3 separate regions of the Mus musculus genome follow, and all the other regions are linked to region 1. A link is a loop called in an ENCODE intact Hi-C map of the cell type or tissue named here. Cell type or tissue: heart. All regions are shown on one strand. Links, peaks and the distances in the headings refer to the core of each region. The heading gives the core; the rest is flanking DNA.

Region 1 (8,200 bases), core at 2,102-6,101:
AAAGCTGTAACACACTCACTTGTGTCATATGAAGTCTGTTAGAAGTTTGACAAACCTTACTGGCTAGAATGACGGTCCAGTCAATGCAGTGCTTGTCTTGAAAACACAAGGACCTGAGTTCAATCCCCAGCACCCACACAAAATACCAGGCGTGGTAGTGCACCCTTGAAATTCTGGGTCTAGGGAGATGGAGGCAGGTTTGCTGGCTAGCCAGTCTTACCTAGCTGGCGAGCTTCAGGCCAATAAGACACTCTATGTCAATGTCATAGACTCTATGTCTATGTCAGTGGGGGTGCCCGATGGTTTTCTCCATATGCACCTGAAGCCTTATGGTCAGGTGATCCTTCAATTCTTTACTCACAGACTGCAGCACAGCAGGCAGAACTCAGTAGACAGGGGAGAGACTGCACATTACGACTACTATACATTGGATCTGTATGTTTTAAAATTTTAATGTATTTATTTATCTAGTTCCTATTTATGCACGTGTGTGTGTGTGTGTGTGTGTGTGTGTGTGTGTGTGTGAGACCTGTATATGCCACAGCGTTTGTGTGAAGCTCAAAGCAAATTATGCAAGAGTCAGGGCTCTTTGCCTACCATGTGGGTCTTGGGGATCGGTTGGGAGCACCTTTACCTAGTAAGCCATCTCACCCCCCTTTACACTTGGGATATTGAATGTTCCTCAGTGGCCCCTGTGTTAAAGGCTTGGCCACCAGGGTGGCGCCTTTGAGAGTTGGCTGTGAGATCCTTAGGAAGGAGACACACGGGAAGACATTAGGTCACTGGCAGTAGGCAGGCCCCTGGAGAGGATTTTGGGGCTCTGGCCCTCTCCCTTCCTCTGCTTTGTGTCTTGTGGCTGAGGTTAGTGAGTTTGCTCTGCCATGCACTTCCCACTGTGGTTTTCATCTTGCAACAGGCCTCAAAGCCAAAGCACCAACTGCTCACAGCCTGAACCTCGAAAGCTACGAGCTCGGTCTTTGTATAACGATTGTATAAAGGGCTTCATCTTTGTAAGTGTTTTGTTATAGCACCCAAAAGCTGACTAACATGGAATCTTTTAGCATCTCTTGGGACTGAACATGATAATTTAATTTTTAAAAGAATCTCTATTTTACTTTGATTTATGTATGTGCATATCCGAACAGGTACTCAGGGGAAGCGAAGCAGCTGTCAGATCTCCTGGTGCTGAAGTTACAGGCGGTTTGTGAGCCACCTGACATAGCTCTGGGAACTGAACGTTGATAATGGCAAGAGCATCGAGCACTCTTAACTGCTGGAGCATCTCTCTCGACCAATTACTGTCTCCATAGAAACTTGTTTAGCTGCTTCATGTGGCTGTGTGACTTTGACCATGTGGGGATTACCAGTGGAGCCAAAAGACTGCCTGTGGCTTTATCAAGGGGCAAGGAGAGACACATCAAGTAACGGTGTGAGATAAAAGAGCGGTGTTCCAGTGGGTTAGATGTTCTTGTTATTCCATGAGAAGTCACTGGTTTTGGAGCCAGAAAAACAAAGTCAGTTTAGAAGTTACCACTGGTTTGTGGCTCTTTTGGCACGAGTGGGGCTACTGAATGCTCCCCTGCAGCGATCTGGGATCCAACTGGAGCACTTGGTTTTAATTTGCTTCCTTCAAATTGCATCCAGGGTCAACAGGGCTCCCAGAGTAGTGGGAATCTGTCCGCAAAGTTCAGAAGCTTGCCAGTCTCATGGGCGCTGCTATGTTGTCTGTCTGGGTGTTTATTTGAGTGTTATAAATACCCAGTGTCCTGTTTGACCCCTACTGTCCACACCATCAATGTGGCTATTTATATGGTCTTTCTCGGTGTCGGTGCACGTGCTGTAGGGCCAGGGAGGACAAGATGTCTAGGAGACTAGGCATTGGAATAGGAAGTTTATGGACCCAGGGAGACCACATGCCACAACAGACATGTCAGATGGGGAAGGAAACTACCCTAGCCATCTAATCAGATCTGGCTTGGGCATTGGTTCATACAGAGAACAGTTTAAGGTAGACATGGGGTTATCTATCTAGAAATTGGTGTTCTCAGGCTAAAGATAGATCAGTTGCTAATGTGCTTCCCTTGCAGATATAAGGACTTGAGTTTGGTCCCCAGAACCCATATGGGGGGAGCAGGGTGTGGTAGTGTCGTATGTTTTTATTTCAGCACCGTGGAGGCAAAGCAGGCAGGTTTGCTGGATGGCCAGTGTAGCTTACATAGGGAATTCTAGGGCAGTGAGGGAGTTTGTCTCAAGAGGAAAAGGTTAAGTGTCTGAGGAATGACCCTGGAGGTTGTCCTTTGACACCTGTGCAGGTGCACACACACACACACACACACACACACACACACACACACAGGAGCCAGGTATGGTAGGTAGCACAAGCTTGTAGTCACAGCTACATGGGCAGGTGAGACTGGATGATTTAGAGTTTGAGGCTAGCCTGGCCTACATGGTAAGTTCAAATCCAGCCTTGGTTATCTAGTGAGTTGTTATCTCAAAACAAAACAAACTTATCCACCTATGTGAGACAATGTGAGATTTTTCTCTGCTCAAAGACAAATGTTTTTCTCAAAGGTAGCAACAGGCTGATAGGAACACTCTTCCCAGAAGAGTGCAACATGAGCTGGTGCCCTGGGCATGCTCAGAAGAGGCTCCCCAGTAACCTGTGGGAACAGAGGGACCCTGGGTTCCCAGACTCAATAACCGAGGAAGCAATCTCCCCTTAACAAAGGGGCATTGTTTGTGCTTCTGTCTGCCTGTCAGGTTCAGTATAAAAGAGATGGTAATGATGCTTGCTAAGCCAAGGGCAGATGAGACTGTAATGATGGTTGCTGTGCCAAGGGTATATGCTCCCTCATCTTGACAGTGGGAGAGTCTTGGAGAAGTGAACTCACTCAAGGTGGAGACAACTGGGTTACATCCATCCTGTCTGTGCCTTTCAGTTACCACGTCACAGTAAAGGGACGCGTAGAGGCTAATGAGCCACAGCTCCCCAGCCCCACACCAGATGTGAACAAATTCCCATCATTCACTTTGGCAAAGGTTGCTGGTTTAAAAAGCACTTGTGTGTGTGTGTATGTGGCCATGCCAGACAAGCGTACAACCTCTGAGCCACATTCCAGCCCTTGATGGGGGCAGGGTCTTGCTCTGTAGCCAAGGCTGGCCTGAAACTCCAGGTTTCCGCTTCCCAAGTGCTGGGGTTCCAGGTCTGAGCCACTGTTCCTGGATTGGAGTCATTCTGGTAACTTCTGTCCTTCCCCCATCCATCTCCTCTACGTACCTGCTCTACAGCTTTAAGGCTAGCTCTCCCTGCTGACCCACTGCAAGGACCAGTGTCAGCCATAGGCACTGAGCCTTTGCAGGCCCACTCAGCTTAGCATTATGATCTAAGCAACGATAGACAAGGGGTGGCTCTTTGATCCTGAACCGTGAAGGAGGAAGGCTGCAAAGAATGCTAAACACATTAACTAGAGCTTCCTCTGGTGTGTATAGAGGTGTGGTTTCCAAGGAGAACAGACAAGCTGGGAGAAGCAAGGCACCTAGCCAGGGACAGGCAAAGTTAGAGGGCTCTGCAGCCAGCAATGAGTCAAAGCTGCCCAAACAGAAGCTGGACCAAGTCAGCGAGGAGCAGCATCCTTATCGCTCTGAGTCATTGAGCAGAGCCATCCCCCTGGGAGCCGGCTCATAGCTAATGGAATATTTCCTGTAAATATTATTTTCGCTTCCTGTCTCATCATCTAATAGAATAAAAAAAAATCTTTACTCATCTGGGGGAGGTGACAAGAACCCATCAAATACTGGAGCCACCGGCCCTGTCTCTGAACTACTCTCAGGGCTCTTAGGAAGCCACGCTGGCTGCTCCGGATGCTCCAGATACTTGGATTCCTCCTCCTAATGCCTTGGAAGGGACCTGGGAGTGCTTCTAATTGTGCATCTAAGCAGACATAAAAGCCCCCCTAAGTGCACATCAAATAAATAAGTAAATGCTGTCTACTGAATATGTAACAAGGCCTGACTGGCCAGTCCCTTCCCAAAGGATAGCTTTCATTCAATACACATGGCAAGGATAGAATCGCAAGTGCTGATCTGTGGCTAATGAGCACTGCCTCTATAGGAAGGTGTCTGTTGAGGCTCACATTTCACCCTGGGCTGTCTCAAAGCCCCACTGAGTTAGTATTTTCTGCTTTCTTCTTATCGTGGCTTCTGACGGCCAGAGGGTCAGTCTGTCCACAGGTCTGATGGTTGCAAAACAGAAGGATTTCACACAAATCCTGATCCCGGTAATGAAATTGAGCCGTTAGCCACAACTAACCCACACCTCTGTGACTGGGGCTGCACAGAAGGGTCTGATGGTCACGGAGATTAAAGCAGCTGTTGTTCCCTCAGGCTTTGATCTAAGGAATGTGAGGATCTCTTCTTTACAGGGAGCTCCTTGGGAGACAGACCTATTTATGCCCCCTAAGACCTTGATGCTGCCAGCTGAATCAACAAGACCATTCGGAAATATGGCATTTATTTTTGCATTCACATGCTTTAGAAAAGAAAGAAAGAAAAAAAATACTCTTGCTTTTACTACTAGCATAACTGGCAGAATGCTGTGACAGCCAGCGTCACTGCTGCTGGGCGGGTTTCAGGTTTTGATGTGCTAAAAGTCTCAGTACTTGACCACAAATGCAAACTAAGAGGTAGGCTGATATTGACCCTCAGGGCCAAATGTCCACTGGGTACCATTTCATTAATCCGGAGGTCAAGAGCAACCTAGGCAGTGAGTTATTTCTACACAAATGTTAAAGGTGGTTAGCAGCTGGGAGGAAGCAGGAGACCATAACCTATGGAGAGGCGGGGTGACCTTTGGTCTCCATGATCCTCTCGTTGTTCACTTTTATTGCTAAGCCAAGACAGATGTGTACATGTGTGTACATGTGTGTATGTGTGTCATTCCCTCCTCTGATTCTACATCATAACAAAGATATCCAGGACAACTGCCCATTGGCAAGAGTGATATTAGCTAAGGGATGTTTCTTATTGGAATGTGGTATGTGATGATTGGCAGGAGCTGAAATCTGCGAGGCTGGTGGAAGGTAAAAGGGAAAATTTCACTGGGTCAAGGATGCAAGCAATATTTCCTGAGAGTGGGTGGAGGGTGTCTGCAAAAGCTCACAGGACATGTTATAATGTATTCTCGGCAACTTTTGGGGGTTCTGCCTCGTCTTTATACACGACCTCATACATACAAGCAAGGAGCGTTGCAGAAGGGAATGCACACCCGTGGCAGATTTCATTGTTTTTAAATCCCATTTGCTGATACTTTAGGGCATTTGGGGGTTGAGTCTTCTCTGCACAGCATTTGTGCTGAGCGGTTTTTGTCACCTTCACACAAGCTAGGGTCATTTGGGAAGACACCATTCGAATGAGAACACACCTCCATCAAATTGCCTATGGCACCTCCTTGATTAATGAGCCGTATGGGAACACCCAGCTTACTGTGGGCTGTTCCACTCCTGGGCAGGTGGTCTTGGTGTATAGGAAGGAACACTGAGCAAGCCATGGAAAATAAGCCAGTAAGCAGCTCCCCGACTTCAGTTCCTGCCTCCAGGCTCCTACCCTGTCTTCATTTAGAACTTTTGATTTTTTTCTGAACACATTCGAAAGACAAGACACAAGTCTGAAAAGCCCCGACGTGCCTTACTGTTTCCGACAAAGCACACCAGGGCTGTGCTTGGGGGAGTGGAAGCTAGAAAAGAAATTTGTTTTTGTTTTGCTTTACATTTAAATTTTGTTTGCTTTCTGTGTTTGTTTTATTTTTGGGTGTTTTGTTTTGTTTTGAGATGGGATCTTGATATGTGGCCCTGGATGACCTACAGCTGCGCAGTCAGAGTATTGGGGTTATGGGCTTGTGACTCAGCACCCACCTGGCTTTTCAGAAACGTTTTGAAATGAAGCTCAGAACTGTACTTAGGAAGAGAAGAATCTGCTTGTTGGAGAGATCCAGGTCCTGCATTGTGGGTTATGAACAGCAGGAAGCATAGCTCTTTCTTTTACCCCAGCCTAGCTGCCCCTCCCCCTCCCACTTTGCAGTTCACTTTTCCAAAGCTACTCAGAGTGGGACTCTGACATAGGGTAGATACTGAAACCAGAACGGTGAACTGCATCTCCCCCAGAGAACTAGGACCAACCTACTGTCTGTCTGACTTGAGATGGCCATTACCTCTGGACTCTCAGGGTTTAGGGAGACATTTTTCATGAGCCCTATGGGAACGCGCCTGTATGGATGCTCACAGGTGGCATGGGAGAGCCCTCAGCCCTTCAAAGAAAGGGAGTGCCTAACATCGCCATTGCCTCAACCTGAAGGCTGGCGCTCAGTATGATGGTGCCACGTGACAGCTGCTGTAAGTCGGTCAGAGTGTCAGTGAGGGCTTCTGTTTACTGCTGGGTGGGTAGAGCTGCCTGGGCAGGAGAGGCAGTTCTTGCCACAGATGCCCCTGGGTACTTAGATCTTGGCACTGATCATCCCCTGAGCACCCCTGGAGGTTTAAGGTGGTGAAGATGTACCTGGCCCCAGTGCCAGAAGGGCGTGCTACCACCTGGAGGCCATCCCTCCTGTAGCTCACTCGTCCTCTTGTGTTTGGGAACACTCCAGCTCTCAGTATCTAGGGATGCAGCCACACCTGCTCTGCCTGACCACCTTTTCACAAGTTGGAGTACAGGAAGCATGGGGGGGTGTATGGGGGGATGGAGATGGGGGTGGGGGGTAGGGGTGGGGGTGGGGTGTCGTGATAGACCATGGCTATTTCCAGACACCTGTGGGTATCCTTGCAATGCTTTCTACATGTATAGTGGAAGGTCAGAGAGAGGCAGGGTGGACCCAGAGAGTTTCTGACACTCGGTGCTCTGGAGTCACCAAGGAGGGACTTGGATGGCTTTATATGCAAACATGCAATGCTAACTCTCTGCCAGGTGTGTGCATCTTTAGCACTTGTTCCAAAGCTCTGAGTTGCTTAGAGCCTCTCATATTTCCTACAAGCAACAAAAAGAGGATTTGTGATGCTAATGATGTCCTGTAAAAAGAAAAGGACTCCTCCCCGAGTCTCCTGGTAGGTAGGATTTCACAACTATGGCTCTTGTGCACTCTTCAGTTTGGCCCTTGAGCCCCACGAACATCTTAGACACATGGAACCCCCCCCCCCCCCCCACACACACACACCATACACACAGCTGATGAAGAAGAGGTGTCACTTGGCCTGATGGGGTTTTGAAAGTACTTTCCCTAACTTTATACTCAGCACTCACTTCCCAAGGACCCCCAGATTGTACCTGAGACCACCCAATCATCAGCAGCCTGTCTCCCAGGGATTTCTATGAATGCTGGTGACTTTTCTGGGATCCAACTGTCAGTCTTTCCCTCTCCGCTGATGCTCTGCTGATAACTCTTTTTTTTTTTTTTTTCTTTAAGAACCTTCTGTGAGCACTGGAAACCAAACCGGGTCTTACTAATAAAGATTTATTGAGCCCATGTTATGTGTCTCTCTGGTGTTTTGCATTTATCAAGGGCTATTGTATTACTTTCATTAGAATTACACTTAAGAGAGAGTAAGAAAAAATTCTCCTGCACACGACTATGGTGAACTGAACAGCTCACAACGCTGAGAGCCGTTGACAGACTGCTTAGAGGGCAAGACTGAATTCTACTGTGGGTCTCAGCCATGCTGGCCTGGGTTCAATTAAGCTTTGGAAATTCTCAATGCTCTTAAGCTCCAACTGAATACCTAAGTGCCTACTACTCACTACAGTTCCTTGGGTGTCCATCAAGCACACTACTGACAATGTCAAAAGCTACATCCCCCTGCCCCCCTAGCTTTCTGTGTCCAAAGAGGACAAAGCAGAGCTGCACAGATTGCAACCAGGAGTCTGTGAAAGGTGATGGGGGTGTGTTTGTCATTTCCAAGTAAAAGAAAACATAAAGGATCCATCTGGCTGGCTGGAGAGGAAGGGGTTGGGTGAAGGAGAAGAAAACTCAGGGAAAGCATTAGAGAGGCCAGGCGGAGAAAAGTACCAGGAGAGACAAAGTGAGGATGGGGTACAGGATTGCAGGCTGGGGCTGGGGCACCATTGATTTCTTGTGTGTGAATGGAAAACAGAGAGGTTTTGGAGCTTGCCACACAAAGCTCCTCCATCGTTGTCCTTGGAACGGAACTGATCA
Region 2 (6,878 bases), core at 1,711-5,710, 59 kb before region 1:
GCATGCGCCCGAGGGAAGAGAGCAGTAGGGACATGGAGGCCCAATGAGCAGCTGCTCTCCTGGGCTGAACTTCTTAGGGGCTCTCGTCTCCAGAGCCTGGCTTTTTAGTAAAATTTCACTGGTTTTCACTTTTGCCTTCATTCTTGTTTTCCTCTACCCTCCCTCGTTTCTTCTACCTACAGTAGAAGGCTGTAGTTTTGTTAATTACTCTCTGAGTGGTATGAGTTACAGATGACCACCACTGATCTAGCAAAGGTAAATGCTCAACTAACATCAGTTATGAGCATTATCATTTCATAGAGAACGTCTAGGTTCAAACCTCAGTGTGACACAGCATCAAAGACCCTGAAAGTAGCAGCAGAAAAGCCAGGAGCAGCCAGGTTACCTAAGCAGATGCAGCTCTCAGGTTCAGAGAGCAAACACTTCTTTTCCCAGGGCCTCAAGATCCAAGCCCGACCTTTCATCCCAACCTTTCTTGGCAAGGTTAGAACTTGGGACTCTAACCTACTAGAATCTTTCTTGCACCCTTGGCAGGATAAACCCTCTGACCTGACTTCACATGGCTTTCTGTCCTTAACTGGAAAAGCTAAAAGAAATGCTCACTCTACGCGAAGGAAGAGTGTTAAGGGAAGGAGGGAGGGAGGGAGAGAGGGAGGGAGGGAGGGAGGGAGGGAGGGAGGGAGGGAGGAAGGAAGGAAGGAAGGAAGGAAGGAAGGAAGGAAGGAAGGAAGGAAGGAAGGAAGACAGACCTGGGTTGGGATAAGGACCATGGCTTCCCACATTTCACAGCAAGGCCTCCAGAATAAGTGACTCCTTTTCTTGACTGTGAAGTCTAGGCAACCTTCAGCCTACCCAGGTCACCTGCCTCCCACCACCTTCTCACCTGACGTGGCCTTGCACATCTGGGGCATCCTGGTGACCCTGCTGTGCGCCACGAAGGTGCTCTGGGAAGAGGTGCTGTACTGAGAGCCGCTGTCCGAGGAGGTGGAGCTGGTGTGTGACAGACGGCTGTGCTCCTTATGCGAGGCTGTGGAGCGCTGGTACCACTGGCGCAGCTCATCAGACACGGCGGCACGGCCGGAGCCTTTGTCGTGGGCGCCGTCACGCCCCAACGAAGGAGTCCGCAGGATCTGAGACCGAGATGGTGTAAGGCGGCCTGCATCCCCCTCGTCGCCACCCCCGCGCCAGCTCTCTTTGAACAGGCCGCCAGCTGTGTAAGAGTTGGAGGTCTTAAACTGCGCTTTGACGCTGTAGTGGCCCTCCTGGTCGCTCTCCAGGCTGCGTACCACCACGGGTGTGGCACTGCCCTCGATATATAGTGGGTACTCCTTGATGCGGTACTGAGAGCTGGGCTGGCTCTGGCTGTGCAGGTACACGCCACCTCCAGTGCTTGCAGCCCCGCTGCGGGCCGCCAGGTTGGGCATGCTGCCAGAGCTGGCTGAGCCCAGGGCGCCTGCTGCCCGCTGCCTCTGCCGCTGTCGCTGCCGCGCCTTGGACGGCGAGTCCTCAGCCAGCGTTGAGTAGTTGGCGTTCATCTGTGCTGGGTAGTAGTGCTCTGAGCTCGAGTGGCTGGTGCAGGACGAGCAGTCGTCCATGGGGTCTGAGCCATTGCTGCTACGAGTCCTCGGGGTGTAGAAGTCGGGGCTTCCGGTGTCGTTCTCCGAGCCCAGGAGCTTGCCCTGGGACTCCAGGCTGGAGCTTCGATGCCTAAAGTGCAGTGCAAGGCTGTGCAGTCTCGTGGGGCTGATGTCCACTGACCTGTTGGGGAGACAGGATTGGTCTTAGAGTCCTGGATCAAAGGGTCCCACAAAAGCCACAGGCCAGGCTCAGGGCCTCTACCAATGGGAGAGCCCAGCAAGGTTGCCCCTGGAAAGCCAGGTTCTTCCCTAGGTACCAGGTGAGGAAGGGAGCTAAGAATCTCTGGAATCCACGTGGCACCTAGGGAGTGGATGAAATGTGTTGACCAATGTCTGAGGGCTTTTGCTTCTTAAGAAAATGATGCTATTGATAGAGAAGCAAATTCCTATGTTCTAAGCATTACACTAACCCCTTTAAAATAGTGATTGTAGGTAATAAAAAACAAAAAAACAAAAACAAAACTAACAACCAAAAGGTCTAACAGAGGTCCTCTCGTGATTGAACCAAAGACTCCTCTGAAATGAAAGCCAACGTACCTAAATGGCTGTTTCTTGTGAGTATTCTAAAATGGAGGGTTGGTGAAACATGGAACCCCTAAACATGAACGATACACTTATCTACCAGTAGTACCAAGACTTTGCCTCCAATCCATCAATATCAACAAGAGGAAGGTGATAGAACCCAGCAATAGGAGGTCTTATGCAAATTCCTAGCGACTCTTGGCCACATCCAGGCAGAAGTGTACTACATCACCCTCACCAGTGACCTTCTGTGATGCAGCTTTACCTCTTAGAGAAGGGATATGATTCAGGGAAGTCTATTTTTCGGTTCATTTCTTTTGGTTACTATAAATGTACACCTTGAGGCATTAAAGTGGGTCCAGAATAGATTTTAGACCTCATGAGAAAGATATATGAGGAACGGAGGGTAGAGCAAAGGTTAGCCTGGGGTGTCTATGGCTGCTGCACTCTCCCACCTTAACTGGGCTAGTTTTCCTGTTTCCACTCCTACTAGGATCCTTGTTACCTGTCTTCAGAAGGCTGGGGCTCTCTGGCCCCACAAGTCCCTGGATATGGATAGAGTTGACTATATTGAGTGTCCAGGGTAAAGTGGACCTTAGCTCCCCTGTTAACTGGGCTAGATTGGAGCCAATGATGTCTTACTACACCAGGGTCTGGCCCAGAAAGGCAGGTGGCCTAAAGGCCCAGCAGACTCACCTTGTGGAATGAACATAGTGGGGACTCCGGACGCGCAGGTCTGGGGTGGATGGCATGCTAGACTGGGAATTCCAATGTGGGAGGCTTCGGATGGGACTGTTCTGCAAGGAGCTGCTTACTCCTGCCTCGGTACAGCTTCCTGTGCTGGGGAAGCGCTTGTGGCTGCTGCAAGCGAGAAGAGGGAAGCCATGCTGATCACACGAATACCATGTGGCAGCGTTGGTAGGGGCTGACTAGCTTGGGACAGTAGATCTAATTGCAGGGAGAGCTTGCCCGGGACTCCAGCTCTCACTATCCCACCTCCCCCCCTCCACTCCTCGAAGTTAAGCACAGGGTGACTATTCTCTGGAGCCTTCATCCTTAACAAGCATTGTTTTACAAGATACAGTACCTGCTAGGGTACCCTCTGGAGCTAATTAAGGAACATGAGGAAAACAGAAGCGGGCCTAAATGTCTTCCAGATAATCCTCTCTACGACGTTGATATTAACCAAGCAATGAGCTGATAATGTGTGCAGCTTGCATTTCAGCTGCTTGGCTCCAGAACTCTGCGGGAAGATCGTATAGGGTTCTATACCACCCTGAGGATCCTCAGATCCGGCTCTCCTTTGCCATTCTGGAATGCTGCTGGCTACAATTTCCTAATTAATTCCTGTGAAATGTAACAGCATTAAATCCATCTGCCAACAGGTTGACTATGAGCCAAACCCTTTCCTCCCCTCTTCCCCCCTCCCTACCTTCAGATGACAAATCTGTACTTCTGGGGGTTTGCCAGCAGAGGGCTTTGTGCGCAAAGCTGAACTGTGAGTTCCAGGAAGGAAAAGAGTATCCTTTGGCAATATTTGTAGGTTCTAATGTGGGGCAAGCCTTTGATTCTGTTTGAGCATATCCGGGGACCTCATTTGGGTGTCCCAATGTAGCTCACCTGGAATGGCCGTGGGAGGAGCGTTTCTTCACCTTCTCATAAGGCTCATCTAAAGATGACTCGCTCCACATTTTGGGCTTTAAGGGTGACTTGTCATAGTCGGTACGGTGATAGTGCAGCTGCCTGAGTCCCTCCAGGGACTGTGGGGGAGGAGGCCTGTTGTGTGATGAAGGTGGCCGAGGAGGGAGTCCCTTGTGTGGCGACTGTAAGGGGGATATTGTGCTGGTAACCTGAGAGTCTTCTGCATGGACAGGAGGAGGAAGAACTCATCAGAGACATTATTTCCACAAGAGATGGAGCCTTTGCCCAAACACACCATGTCAGTGCCTTGGAGCTACACTTCACATATGTGCCAGGGCTCTGTGACCCTCCCACACTGGGGTCAATCCAGGTCAAGGCAGAGCCCAGACTGCAGGCTTAACTGAATGTGAAGGGCACCGCTGTCACGTCTGGTTAAGTGCGAATAAAGTCTGAGTTGGATTTGGTGTCACCAACAAGTGATTGCTTCATATTAATCAGGCAAATGAAGTATTACGTTCTAACTTTTCCTTTTTAAATTTGGTGCTAAGAAATGAGCCCAGGGCCTCAGACATGCTAAGCGAGTGCTCTATCATGGAGCTATGCCATGACGTATGTTTGGAGAGACACTAAACAGATCTCCTTTGCTCTGGGGGGAGGGGAGTTAACCTTCTTGAGGATTTTATCTGCTCTGTTAATCCCTGTGTCCTCAGGGTTAAAATGACAGCTGGCATTCAGTAGGTACTCAATAAATATTTGTTGGAGGAAAAACCTGAATTGGAAGTATATCTGTGAGGTATGATTAAGTGCTGACAGATCCGCCTTCTACCATCCATGCTTCCCTCACAAGCTTCTTAAATTTCCTATAATCTATCCTGGCATATTTAATCTGTGATGTCGGAGTGGAGCCCAGAGCCTCTTGTGAGGCTCTCCACTGAGCTATAGCCTCAGCTCGGCTCAAGGTGTTTTAGAGGAAGAGGGTCCCAGTCCTTTGGGACCCTGATGGCCCAGGGTTACAGAGGAAGAAGGGTCCAGGGAGCCTCAAACCTGGATACCTCAAAGGTAGGCCAGCAGGGGTTGGCTATCTCCCCAGTCTCAACCTGGAGCCATAAAGCCAGCTCCGGCCACAACAACCCTAGTAAGAATTTATTATCCTGACAGTTATCAGCCTTCACTCCTTGTTTGACCTTATAAGTCCCCCTCCCCCAACACCTGAGTATATAAATGAAGCATCTTCTAACACCCCTGTCCTGGTCACTGGTACAGGCCACACAGACCTCACCCCAGAGACCCTGGCTACCTCCCCAGAGGCATAAGTAGCCACCCCACCCCCATAAACCTCACGGTTCTCTTCCAGAATGTGATCATTGCCAGCACTGCACTCACCTCCACCAGGCTAAGCTTCCCTCCCCCAGTCCAGCTAGTGCACAAGCAATATGCCCTGCCCCTATCCCCCAAGTACCCAGCAGCACAGTCAAAATAGTACCCTACCTCCACCATCTCTGGAGTGCAATTTCGCACATCTGTATGCTGGATGGCTTCCAAAGGAAGCAAACCCATTTAGCCAAAGAAGGCAGATGTCTCATAAGGCACAGTGACTCTTGCCTGTAATTCTAGCCCTTGGTAGACAGAGTCAGGCAGATCGGCAGTTCAAGGCCAACTTCTGTTATACAGTGGGTTTAATACCATACTGAGTTCCTTGGGACCTGGTCCAATCATAAACATCAATCCTCAACCAAGCCCCAGAGGCGCTATCTGGAAGCAATGAACTATGGGGCAGAGAAGGACAGAAACTGAGTAGAAATCTAGAGGTGAGGGGCTAGGTGTAGTAGCAGGTTCTTCTACACAGCGGAGGAGAGGGCAGAGAGACAAGGGGAGGGAGGAGAAATTCGGAGCGTGCCTAGATAGTGTGGGACCTTGAATTCCAGACAGGGAGTTGAGATTTGACCTGAAAGCTACAAGAAAACTTTCTTAACATAAGCATAGATGTGCCAGGGTGAAAATCCTGTTTTAGAACTGTTATTCTTGCAGTTTTGACCCTGGGAAAATCAACAACAGACAGGAGGAGGGTTTAATGAAGAGATTTGGTGGTAGGTGGCTTTGGGAAGAGAGGAAATGCCCAGTGTTCACAGGGAGGGGGAGGAGGGCTAGAGGGAAATTTCACCACCAACCACTCATGGAATCCTACATCCATTTTCAACTTTTCGGATTTTCATAGCTTAATTCTCAGTCACCAAAATTCAAAGGTCAGATATATATGTTCTGGTCTATGCCTGCTACTCCTTCAAATCAGACAGGAGGAGTCTCTAGGAGGTGAGAGGAGAACCGCAAGTAGGAACACAGGACATTGGAGGAGGCACTCCTAGCTCTCAGGAGGTCGGAGGCCCAGGACGTTGGGCAAAACTGTTATCATGATGTCTCAAAACTAGCTAATGACTACATATAACCCTGGGAACTCCTAGTACAAGGGGACACCACTAGCTTGTTCCTTCCTTGGCAGACCAGGGTGACATTGATCAATGCTAGGCCAGGGAGGGCCTCATATTCCAAACAGGCCTCTGTGTTCTCATGGAACACCACGGCCTCCCCACCCACTTAATGCAGCAGACAGTCAAACTCAACAATCTGATTTCTAATAGCAAGGGCAAGACAACTGGGTAGCTATTCCCTAGGTTTTCCCACATCAAGAGCAATTATTATTATTACGGCAATTATCATTATTACTGTGACTTGGGTAGGCCTTTCATGTTTTCTGTCTGAATAGCCACTTACCACTGGGTGCCTGAGGTTTTCCTAGAGGGCAAAAATAATTAACTACCAGGTAATAGATTTCCATATAATTAGTGTTCTCCTTGTCCAATGTATTGGTTTAGCAACCATAGGGAGAGCTTCAGAAATGTCTAAGTCTCGACCGCCTGCTTCTGTAGGGGTGGGAGGGGCTTCCAACTCCTTTTCTAAGACCGACCAAGAAAATATCCCTTGGCAGTTGCCAGGTTTGAGAATTCAACAGGAAATAAAACAATAACAGTTTCCAAGACTGTCTGTGTTGCTAAAGGGACATTCTCACTCTTGTCTCAGGAG
Region 3 (6,878 bases), core at 1,711-5,710, 51 kb before region 1:
ATCTGGATTCCACGTACAAGAGCAGAGAATGGGAAAACCTACCATCTTCCAGAACGAGGGCATCCGAGAGAGAGCTGTCTTCGCTGGCGATATTTCCATCTAGAAGATAAAAAGTGAAAGTCTACAGGGTTAACGTGTTTTGGGAACACAGCCCAATGTGTAGGAAAGGAATCGTGACCTTCCCCCCAATCCTGGCCACACCCTCCCATCTCTTTTGCATCAGTAAGGAAGAAGCCCTGAAACATAAAGATGCTGTTGGGTGTTTCCCTTGACAGTCTGGTGGAGGAGGGCCATCCTCCCCACCCTGGCTCTGCAGTGGGCCCTGGCTCTGCAATGGTCCCTTGTCTTTGTGTTCTTAGGCTCTTGGTCACCAGATGCTATGGCTTAGTCTGTCCTAGAAAGGAGGTAGGATCCAGCTAAACCACGCCATTGTTCTAGAACAAACTCAGGGCAAGTACCAGCCAAACCAGAGAAGGGAGCAGCTGTTATTCAACAGATCCGAAACCAGGGGAGGGAACTCAGTTTTGCCCACATGGTTATAAATGGTTTCCCAATGAACTTAAGTGATTAGGAGAGAAAACAAGCCTGCTAGACACAGACTCCATCTCTCTGAAGCTTATTTTTATAGTCACCATTCAATTAGGAACATGCTGGAGAGAGAGACAGTAAAAGGATCCTCCCTCCCACTGGGCAAACTGAGGTACTCCCAGGAAAGATGGGTTTGTCTGAAACAATCCTGTTCATTGGGAGATGTTAGCAAAGGTCCAAGTCCTTCAGATGCTGAGTTCAGGCTTTTCTGAGGCCCTAAGGAGCTTGCTCACTCCTAACACAGACAGGCCTCTGTGATGAAGACTTTACTTCACTGTGGCGGCAAGGCAGATTCTCGAGCAGTTAACAAAAATGGCTGGAGGCTTGCGTGGAAGAAAGCCGAAACTGGCACAAATGATGATTTATAAGCCAGTGCTGCCTGCCAGCAGACCCAAGAAAATAGCCGTCACTCGGGCAGGCCTGTGAATGGGCGCCCCGAGGCCACCTGGTGAGACAGCCCCCCCCCCCCTCCCGCCCCAGGCTGCTCTTCCCAGACATAGCTCTGACGCTGCTTCTAGGTGATTCTACAGAACAGGGAGGTTCAAATGCCTTCAAGGAGGCCCCAAAGGAGGCGATGAGGAAGAGGGACCGACTCACTGTAGCCCTGCTAGAAAGTGGGGCAAAGGGCAGCAGAGTAAGACACAGAATGGCGGCAGGCACATCCTAGAGTGAAAGGACCTAGAGTGACCATCAGTTGATGGTCAGCCCTGTCCCTCCCAACTGTGAACCCATCTTTTCCCTATTGTTTGATAGGTGAACTGCAAGGAGACAGGCCTTGGTATCTTGTAATCTCCAGCCCACCACTGGTTCTTTAGTATACCCACATTTCTAGGGGACAGATCTGTATCAATATATTTACAATATACATAACATCGGTTATCATTTTCATCCCTTTTAAGTGTTCATGGGACTTAAGTACAGCAACATGGTTATACAACCACACCACACATCCTCTGTTTGGACGGGGCTTTCATTTCCCAGACTGAAACCTTGCACCCATTATGAAACACACACAAACACACACACACACACACACACACACACACACACACACACACACACAGAAACAGACAGGCAGCCGGGCGTGGTGGCACATGCCTTTAATCCCAGCACTTGGGAGGCAGAGGCAGGCGAATTTCTGAGTTCAAGGCTAGCCTGGTCTACAGAGTGAGTTCCAGGACAGCCAGGGCTACACAGAGAAACCTTGTCTTGAAAAAAAAAAAAAGAAAGAAACAGACAGGCAGACACAGACACACACAGAGACAGAGACAGACAGACAGACACAGACAGAGAGACAGACAGACAGACACAGAGACACAGAAAGAGCCTGAAAACCTCTATATCAGTTTCTGTCTTAGAACTAAGGTGGTATTCTCAATATTCATGCCCTCCGGATAATTCTAACATATATTACCAAGAATTCAATGACTTGGAGAAAAAGAAAAGATGGTAACCATGGGAGAGACCTGATGCTTGGGGTGGATTTGCGGGAATTCTGGTTTTCCATCATCACCGAAGCCCTGAGCTGGGATAAGAGCACGTACTCCAGACAATCCACGAGGTACCGCCCAATCCTTCAGGCCACAGTGCTTGGGATAGGAAGCTCTTGGTAGTAGAACCAGCCCGAGGGAAGGAGACTGGGTACGGAATGGTGGCCTGAAGGACTTAACTCCAATACACTGGCTACGCACTTTGCCTTCCAGTCTTAGGAAAGGAGGCTAGGTCTCTGAGAACTGCAGAGCCTTCGCTATCTTGAGGCTCAGCTGGACTATCACAGTAACCTCCTTAGTTCATGGTGACATCGAAGAAGAGAGTTGGCTCATTCTAGGTTCCCCAGAGAGGTGTCATAAGTGACATTGGGGTTCTGTGTATGGACCCTTTCATTTGTTCCTCCAGTTGCAATTCATCTTTAGGATGGAACGTCCTAATGATGAATCACCCATCATTACCCATCCCTTTCCAGGGATTAAACCATAAGGTGTGTGGGTAAGAGGCTACTTAGAGCCTGCAAGGATCCAGAGGAGGACCTAACAGGACCTGGTTGTCTGGGAGCGGGGCAGGAGCTTGTGGGTGGCACTGACCATCGATGACAAGTGAAGCCCTCTGGGTGGGTTTCTTCCCTGACTTGATGCGGTTCTCGTTGATTGCATTTTCAATCTCCTGCAGCTTCTTCAGTGCATTCAAATAAGAGGTCTTCCTTTGCTTCTTCAGTTTTTTGCTGACATTGGGGTCACTGGCTAGACGGCGGGCGGCCTCTGTGATCTGGGACTGAATCGCAAACTCTCGTTCCAGGCGTTCCAGCTCAGCTTCCTGTGGGAGGGAAGACCAATGCTTACACCTTCTGAAGATGCTGCTGCCCAAGGAGACTCGACCTTGCCCACCTCTAGCCCAGGCCTCAGCCCACAGACTTTTGGGGCTTTCTTTCTCTACAAAAGAGCTGATGAAGACCAAGCCTTAGAGGAAAGTCAGAACCGTTGCTAGTAGCTATCATTTTCTTTTTCTACTTGGAGCATGATCTCTGGATCATGTCACTGTCCTCTGGGAGTTGTTCATACATGTACATCTCCCGATCCTCCCACATATCCCCCTCTGTCCTACATCTTTGTGTGCCTCGTGTTAGGATGCACACCCACACACCTATGTGTCTTTTGGCAGCTCTTTCTGCAAGCCCTAACTGTTCTTTTCACACTTGTATGTTCATAAAGGCCCTTCTAGGCCCTCTAGGGGGCAAGGATGATGTGGGTGGTAGAACCAGTTCCCCCACCTCTTCTCCTTGGATAGGCTGCAGACTCTCCCTTTCCCCTTCCTGTGTAACTCCCTCCTAGCTCTACTGATTCCTTTGGCCCTTTTACCAAGATGAGTCTCACATGGAAGAGCATGTGTGTGTGTGTGTGTGTGTGTGTTAGGATTTGTACTTGAATGCAGAATCCCCTTAAGCATCAAGCAGTCATTTCTTTGATTTGTCTCTTCCCTGGTTTGTATGCTTTGGATGTAAACTAACCCTCACGTTTGGCTACCAGTTGCTGGTACTGTTTTGGGAAGTTTGGTAACCTTTAGGAAGTGAGTCCTAGCTGGAAGGAGATGGCTTGGAATGTGTTACGGTGGGAAGGGTTAGCGTTGATAACTCAGCCTCCTGCTCAAGCTCTGTTCCTGTTCTGATGCCAAGATTTAACAAGCCTCGCCCCCAAGCCCCGCCTCTAGTTTCTGCTCCCTCACCACAGGCCCCGCCTCCAGGCTCTGCTCCCTCACCACAAGCCCCGCCTCCAGGCTCTGCTCCCTCACCACAGGCCCCGCCTCCAGGCTCTGCTCCAGAGTGAAATCCTAGTCCCTGAGAGCAGGAGTCCGAACAAATCCTTTTTCTATTTTAAGTTGCATTTGCCAGGTATTCTGTCATAGTAACGAAAAAGTAAGCTGACTAACTAGGGAAACCATTTCATTGCAGCTAGCTCTAAGCAGCAACAGTTATTATTCCAGAATTTGAGTATTGATTGGGTGAGTGCAAGGGCTAGCAGCCTGGGCATGTTCTAGGAACTCATAGGAGATAAAGCCCACACTACATAAATGTATAACAACCACACAGTGGCTTCTCTTTTCTCAGTACCCAACAGAGCCATTAGAGAACACATATCTTGTGCTAGGTGATTTGCAGTTACATTAAGGTTTGGCAGAGAATGACAAAGCTAAGGAAGCAGAGACTGTTGTGTTTGCTGGATTCCACATGTCTTGCTATTACGGTGGTCCAATAATATGCTTCTCAGCACAACAGGCCAAGCTCGGGGTGGAGTGGGGTAGGGAGGCCTACTAAGGCAAACACTCTGCCTGATTTCATTGGCTTTTGAGCACTTCAAGTCTAGAAGCAGCAGGAAGGAGGAGTGGGAGGAAAAGGGCCACTTAGAGACAGTAATCCTTCCAGATCCTTCCAGTGCTGGCCGCACTTGCTTGCTCAGAGGAAGAAGGATATCAATATGGACTCCTGCCCAGAGCCGTGAGTCGGGGACAAAGACTAGTCTGTGAATCTGGGCTCCCTGAAGCAGCTGTTCTCGGGTGGGTATGATAGCTTTGGTCCAAGACATTGACCCTGAGGTTTACAGGCGTCTAGAACAAGTCTTGATAGTCCAACGACTATCTTTCCAAAGCCGATGGGAGCTGTGTGATATCAGGCAAGATCAGGAGTATCAAGGATGAGACTGAATGGATTGTCTGTAGAAATAGTCGTATGGCCAGGAAAGCAAAGCCAGCATCCAGGAGCACTGGGGCAGCCCAGAACAAGAGTGAGACTCTTTCCATTGGGAGGAAGTGCTGCAGAAGTCTATCTGCTTCCTGTTATGAAGTTCGGAAAGATGCAATGGGGCCGGCAAGGAATCCTCAGAGCCCTAGGGTTGGCTTTCTTGAAAAGTAGAAAACACTACAACCACAGGAACCCGAGCCAGGCATGAAAGGACACTCACTAAACATGGGATGCTTTTCAAAGCTTAGGTTGTGAAGTGGAGCCAGCTCTGGAAGACAGACACCTGACCACACAGTGCTCTAAGCCTCTTCTGACATCTCTACGTCCAGCGGTTGTCTGCTGAGCATCAGGCATGTGTAAGTGTCCAGGGAAATGATTGTCTAGCTCATTTATTCCTAGTGATAACCCAGCGAAGTCAGAGTCAAACTTGAACATATGGAAGAGGCAGTGACGTGATTAGGTATCACTTTGGATGAAGTGCTCTGGGTGCCTGGTAGCCTTGCAGGGGTCTGTGACTGCAGGCCTAAGGCATGGGCCTCGGGCACGGGCCTCAGCATGCCCTCTATCTTCCCACTGACCTGACTTTGGAAAATGTCTTTCTCTAAAGGCTAAACATACCTTCCTTGCTTTTCTTTCCCTTGGTGGTGGTTACTCTTAATTGTCAAATGTCCTCAAGAGATTTTCAAGACTAAGGTAATTGAAGTGAGAAGACCTCCGGAAGTGTGGGTGATGTCATTCTGTGAGATGGAGGAAGTGAGCTGAGTGACAGCATTCATCTCTCCCTGCAGTGTGAACCTGCGGCCCCACACTCTGCCCACCAAGGCAACTGCATCCTCAAACTGTGAGCTAAAGTAAACCAACCCTCCCCTGAGACCCCTCCCCCTTCTGCTTTTGTCAGGACATTTTGTTTCAGCAACAAGAATAACTAACGTGCTAGGCTGTGTCTTGAAGTGTTCTTGAGTCTTCTGTGTACCACAGCATGAATGAGTCGCTCTAGTCAGAAGAAATTTGGGGAGACCTAGAGGCCTGAAGGTTAACCTGGACTTTTGTTTCTCTTGCACAAGGGCAGGATACTTTTTGTTTGTATATCTTTTTTGTTTTTGTTTTTGTTTTTTTTTGACATAGTATCTCACTGTATATTTCTGGCTGTCCTGGAACTCACTATGTAGACTAGGATGGCCTGAAACTCACAAAGATCTGCCTACCTCTGCCTTCCGAGTGCTGGGATTAAAGGTGTGCGCCACTATGCTCAGCAGAGCTTTGATTATCCTCCAATATAATTCTCCAGTCTCAGCCCTCACCAGTATTCCATCCAAAGAAGATAAAAATCATGTTGAAATATGGCTTTTCCAAATAGAGACAGCTGAGGCCATGGCAGAACAATCATAGGCTGCATGTCCATGCTGTGATGTTAGTAGCCATGTGACTTAAGATGGTAGAGGGCAGGTCCTTCCTGTCCTTCCCCAGCCAATGAGAACTGTGGCTGGAAATTCCCTTCTTCCATGTAAGCCTTTCCAAAGCCGATGGAGGCTGTGTGATATCAGGCAAGATCAGGAGTATCAAAGGCCACTACTAAGATGGATACTTGCATGCTAGTGGGATGTTCTCCCTAACCGTAACTGACCACCTGCAAATAGACTATAGTATTAGATAAACAACCTCAACAGAGACCCAACTATGTACACTCAGGCAAGCAAACTCAGCCTGTCAAGGAAAACCAGATAGCAACTAGCCAGCTGACCCAAACACGGTAAAAGGGAAAATATGGGAATTTAGAAACAATGAAGAAATTACAGAGACCCTACCAACCCCAACAAGGACAAACAAGGATAATACAAGTGGGACAACGGGAAAGACTCCAGTGAGAGAGGAGCATACCTCTCCTTTAGGCAGGATTTTTTGTTCATCCAGCTTGAAGGCTGTTCCAATTCTCCTCCGAACAATAGGTGGTTCCTCGCCTGGATCCAGGGGATATTCCACAGGCAATTTTCCTGTGAGTTCCTGCATGCGCAAAAGAGCAGTTCAGAGAGGTTGTATATCATGTAGCTCAGAGGACATGCTT

The links. A loop is a pair of places that touch in the nucleus more often than their neighbours do. Peaks named below come from ENCODE experiments on the same cell type or tissue, not always from the same donor. Only the 100,000 strongest peaks of a DNase experiment are listed, where the experiment ranks them.
Region 2: a loop joins it to region 1, with 3 times the contacts of the local background. A loop is called at or near these places in 7 of 42 quality-filtered maps.
Region 3: a loop joins it to region 1, with 2.5 times the contacts of the local background. A loop is called at or near these places in 7 of 42 quality-filtered maps.

What each region holds. Positions count from the first base shown.
Region 1 is chr2:4,538,148-4,546,347 of GRCm38, reverse strand. The region is part of intron 11 of Frmd4a (FERM domain containing 4A); the gene reads right to left. Among named protein-coding and RNA genes, the nearest start is that of Gm39751, 29 kb to the right of the region's middle. In heart, for the core only: no CTCF peak of the experiment used is centred there; DNase peaks (open chromatin) are centred at 3,087 and 3,607; H3K27ac peaks cover 1,902 bases.
Region 2 is chr2:4,598,257-4,605,134 of GRCm38, reverse strand. It overlaps Frmd4a (FERM domain containing 4A), which reads right to left. Exons shown (of 23, transcript NM_172475.3): 19 at 3,780-4,020; 20 at 2,856-3,020; 21 at 884-1,758. Among named protein-coding and RNA genes, the nearest start is that of Gm13179, 7.2 kb to the right of the region's middle. In heart, for the core only: a CTCF peak has its summit at 3,621 (motif pointing right); a DNase peak (open chromatin) is centred at 3,794.
Region 3 is chr2:4,590,559-4,597,436 of GRCm38, reverse strand. It overlaps Frmd4a (FERM domain containing 4A), which reads right to left. Exons shown (of 23, transcript NM_172475.3): 16 at 6,695-6,817; 17 at 2,670-2,898; 18 at 43-99. Gm13179 (a long non-coding RNA gene) reads left to right here and starts at 2,898. Exons shown (of 3, transcript XR_003953990.1): 1 at 2,898-5,667. In heart, for the core only: no CTCF peak of the experiment used is centred there; DNase peaks (open chromatin) are centred at 3,826 and 4,546.